Regions from separate parts of the Homo sapiens genome. Here region 2 is linked to region 1. Evidence: read pairs that join two places in POLR2A ChIA-PET (ENCODE). Cell type or tissue: IMR-90. All regions are shown on one strand.

Region 1 (2,500 bases):
CATTTAATCAAGAATGTGAATGTAGCAGAACAGGGTCATAACAGGAGATAGAAAATCTAATTTAAGGCCTGACTGAATCTGCAGAAGTAGCCCAAATAAAAACACTCTTATAAGAACTCTCAACATGGGTCAATCTTTCTCATTTCTTCTGGACCATCAACTTCATCCATTTGCTGTAATGAACTTCCTTTCTATGGTTCAGTTCCTATAAGGCTATCTCTGATCACCTCCAGATGTTCTCTATTACCCAGTATCTTCACAATGACCTCCTGTATCCATCCTTTTCCTTGAACCCTGGTCCAGAGGCAGATATTGTACTGAATATCAGAGAGAGACATCTGAATTTGATAAAGGGGGTCTCATCAGCAAATCTCAAGATAAGGATAAAGATGTCAAATCATAAAAGTTTCATCATGGAATGTAAGATTTTATGCTTCCTCTTCAATGGCTAATAAAATAAAATATTAAACAACAAATAAAGAATAATTGTCACTTTTGAAAAAATTATTCTTTTTAAAATTAAAAAATATTAATGAATTTTTATTAATGAATTAGAAGCTTATTCTTTAAATGGCACCTCATTCTAATTTTTTAACAAAGTTTTAAAATGCATGCATGAAAGCTATTTTTTTAAAAAAAATCATATCTTTTAACAAATGAATGGCTTTATCAAGTATTAGCTTAACAATAAAATTTTTCTTTGGAAGAAAAATTGAGTGGGGAAAGATATATGCCAAAACACTGAGAGAGCTTTTTAACTACACTACAAAACAGGCATTATTAAAACAGCAATCTTCTGCTACAACTATGAAATTCAAATTTTTCTATCATAAAACAATACTATTTTTTCCAGGTAGCAATTGAAATAATACTTGTTTCAAGGGAACAAAACATCAATTTAAGAATATAATAAAGTATGATATCATCATTCAATTTTTTAAAAGCTCACTTAGAATTGCAATTTTATTAAGCTCAACAATGATTTTGAAATATTTGTCCATTTGTCCTTGAATAAGCTAACTTCTTCTGCCTTAGTTCATTAGCGTGGAATTAAAAATGAAAGGAATTTTTGTGGCATGAATATTTCACAGCAAAGATGATACTCGATACCTGCTTAAGTTGTGTTGTCACGGGAACCATCTAGGAGAAACCATTTGAAAACTAGAATTTCCAAACCATTAAAACACTGCCTTAAAGTCTGGCTTCACTTACAGTTTGGAAATCAAACCTGCAGTAACCATTTTTATTTTTAAAACATGTATAACCCATCTGCTTTAAAAAAAAAAAAAAAGAAAAGAAAACTATTAACTTCACTCTGAAAAGACTTGAATTTCCTTTCCATGAAAAATCCTGACTCTATAGCATACCAACCTGGGGGATTCTGCTGCCTAGCAGGTAACCATGGAAACAGAAGCACACACTGTGAGCCTGCACTGAAGCTAGCATGATAAGACCATAACTGAGATGTTTGGTGTATGTTTTCACAGCTGCTGTCTCCTTGCTTTATTTCTGCTGGTATTTTAAGGGAAATTCAACTAACTTCATCTTTTCCTTTAAACTTACCTAAAGCTCACTATCAAAATATCCAAAAAAAAAAAAAAATCCCAGCAAATGGTGGTAGAGAAATAAAAATTTAGAGAGAGGGGAAGAGGCCCTGGTCCCATTTTGTTGGATGCATGTGTGTGCCATTCTATAGCTCAAGTTTCATTGGCCTACAAGATAAACTAGTCCACAGAAAAGTGACAGCCAGACTGGTATTGATGAGAGACCTGGAGATAGTATTTTCTTAAGAAATCAGATATCACAAAGTCCTCCACAATTTGGCCCCAAGCCACTTAATTTTAAGCCAACGTCCAAATATACAATTCCATGAATTCTGCATTCCAGCCAAATATGTCTGCTTGTCATTCTGTAAATAAGCTAAATATCTGACTTTCCCGAACAACCACCACCACCCGAATGCCTTTTGAGCCATCATCCTACAAGGAGTAAATAATCTATAAAACCAGGTTCAATTGCCACCTGGCAAAAATGACTTATGAATTTACATTAACTATTTTATTCACATTGCTTGACATTTACTTCATGCCTACCAAAGTATTCAGGTGTCTGCATCACTTCTCCAGGATACTATTGATCATTTAAGGTGTGGGCAATGGCTCTGAATCTAATAGCTAGTTCTCTAGTAACCTGAATGACAATAATGATAATGGAATGGTAGAAAATTAAGGAATATCAGCTTCAATCAATCAATATTTAAGAATATTAAAGTAGAAACCTTTAAGCACATCAAGCCAAAGCTGTTGACACACAGTTAGACCAGAGAATTTTGGCTGGGAACAGTGGCTCACTCCTGTAATCCCAGCACTTTGGGAGGCTGAGGTGGGCAGATCACTTGAGGTCAGGAGTTCAAGACCAGACTGGCCAATATGGTGAAACGCCATCTCTACTAAAAATACAAAAATTACCCAGGCATGGTGATGGGCACCTGTAATCCCAG
Region 2 (2,500 bases), 220 kb after region 1:
ATGGTAGTACGATAAGGATTAGACATTGAATTTGGTGGCTTTTGCAGCATAACAAGATTTTCTTGCCAAGATCATCCCCACACACCAAAACCACTATAAATTAGCAATAAAATTGCGCCTCATTCCTGGTAGTTTATTAAATATTTCATATAAAGGAATATATGTGGTCACTATTACCCTATGTATTTTTTAAGTAAGAACAGTATCTTAAAACGAACTAAGAATGAGTCAACTGGTCTATTTTATTAGCTCACTATTTTGGACAATTTCAGACGACAAAACATGGGATGATAATTCTATCAAACTGTCTCCAAAACGGTTCTGAACAAATTCTGGCTTTGTTGGCCAGATTATACCTAAGTGACCAATCTATGAAAAGCCAAAAGGGCGAGGCATGAACTACACTGAACCTGTCAATTCTAAACCAAATCTGACATGTGTGGACAGTGGGAGGAGGGAGGACAGAAAAGATATCTTAAGATAATAAAAAGTGAAATAAGCATTTTTATTGTACCATGTAATTTTCTATGGAAAAAAAAACATTTGACATGGAGAAAACAATGGAGAATTTTTAGAGATAGTTCCAGTACTCAGTGGTCCTAGATTCTGTTCATAAAAGGAGTAACAAGATGAGAAGAGCTTTAGATGATCAGAGTTGGTTTCCTCTTTGGTATTTAGGTTTACTTCTGGACTATGCCAAGAAAGAAATTCTAGGGAGCCTCTCAGAACCTATTCTGGTTCAGGGGCTGCCTGATGAAAAAAAATTATAATTTAAAAAAAGGAAAGAAAGAAATTCTACTGATATATAATGTTACTGAATAACATAAGTTCCTACAGATTATCAGCACAGTCCAAAGTCTCCAATACAGGTAAGCTTTGACTTCAGTCACAATTTGCAATTTTGAGTCCTAATGCTCCTCCACTTTGCCCACTGTGAGGAAAATATGGGGTAAAACATTCAGCATCCATTCTGACCCCCTTCTTCTTTGCCTACTTCCACTAGTGAGGCTGGAAAAAGAAGATACATTCCCAGAGTCTTTTGCAGCAAAAGGTGGCCAAAGAAGTACAGACAGAAGTTCCAGGAGAGAGAATTCTTTGTCACATAAAAATGCAAAATCTCTAAGAGAAAATAATTTTTCTTCTTCCGCCTTTTTCCTGCATAAACCAGACACACCTCAAAACACAGCCACAGCCACAGTGCAAAAATAAGGCAAAAAGCCACAGGCTGAAGATGGTGGAGGCAGGGAAGAGGGAAGACACGGGGCTCCTGATGCCCTTGAGCAGCTCTTGGAGCCTGGACTGCTTAGCCCCAGACTTCTCATTAGGTGAGAAGGACAAACCCCTGGCTTGTTTAAGCCACTCTGTGTCAGGTTTCCTGTTAGTCGCAGCCAAATACATTCTTGCCTGTAAAAGTCATTGGTATAACAAACCTCTCTAGCTATGTATTTATCAATGATCAACTTCACCAAAACCCTCCAAGTCTTCATAGAGATAAGTGACTGAGAGTGCTTGCTCCATGCCCGTGAGCGTGAGGTTTTACTGCCCCTCTCAGTGCATCCTCACGGAACTCTACGAGAAGCAAAGTGAGGACCTCCTCAATCCAAGTTAGTCTGAAAGCAGCTCCTGGGCTCTTTACTGCCAAGCTATACAACCTCTGATGTGTTTTTTCACTTAATCTATAAAGCAATTTTAATTGCAACTATGCTCTCTGGATCAAATAAATTGTCATAACAAACTTTTCTAATTTTTTGAGGAAGACTTTCACTAAAACACATCAAACACACCCCCCCCCCCCCAACACACACATACACAAAGGATTCACATGCAATTAGAAGAAAAAAGAAAAAAAGACTTGGCAAGTATTTGCTTTCTAGTGTTTTGAAATCTTTATCCATCATGTGAGACAGTACTGCTGCATCTGAACTGATGTTTATTAAGCACCATCAACCTGGCACTGAACTAAGCATATTACATACATTCTCACACTCAGCATTCACAATATCACCGTAAAGTAGGACTATTATTATCCCCATTTTACAGGTGAGCAAATGAAACATGTTAACCCAGGCAGAGTATTTTCTTCAAAAAACCTTCTTTCTACACACCAATGAATGACTCAAATTCAGAGCAACTTACAACCAGAAGAGAGATTAACTGATTTCGCTGCTAGTCTTTAGTAAACCATACTAGAAATGAATGGCTCAGGACCAGTCAAATAATGAAAAATACTCAAAGCAAGAACAATTTACAACTAAAAAGGGTGAAAAGCCCTCTCGTCCTGAGCAAAATCTAGAACTCCACACTCATGTCTAATGGAGCTTTACTTAGTATTTACCCACCCACCTTTACAAGTATACTCAACACATGGCAAGCTACCAGGGAGGCCAATAATAATATTTAGATAGCTGTGCATGTTCATTAATCGTAAGATAATTTAAGACCAAACTAAAGTTTCCAATATACTTGATTTTCATGATCAATATAAGAAAGTGCATTTTAT

What was found. Peaks named below come from ENCODE experiments on the same cell type or tissue, not always from the same donor. Only the 100,000 strongest peaks of a DNase experiment are listed, where the experiment ranks them.
Region 2: POLR2A ChIA-PET joins it to region 1 with 12 read pairs; 3 of 35 experiments call an interaction of 5 or more read pairs at or near these places.

What each region holds. Positions count from the first base shown.
Region 1 is chr10:58,742,569-58,745,068 of GRCh38, reverse strand. All of the region lies in intron 3 of BICC1 (BicC family RNA binding protein 1), which reads right to left. Among named protein-coding and RNA genes, the nearest start is that of BICC1, 230 kb to the right of the region's middle. In IMR-90, no CTCF peak of the experiment used is centred here; a DNase peak (open chromatin) is centred at 1,428.
Region 2 is chr10:58,517,887-58,520,386 of GRCh38, reverse strand. The region is part of intron 1 of BICC1 (BicC family RNA binding protein 1); the gene reads right to left. Among named protein-coding and RNA genes, the nearest start is that of BICC1, 6.3 kb to the right of the region's middle. In IMR-90, no CTCF peak of the experiment used is centred here; no DNase peak of the experiment used is centred here.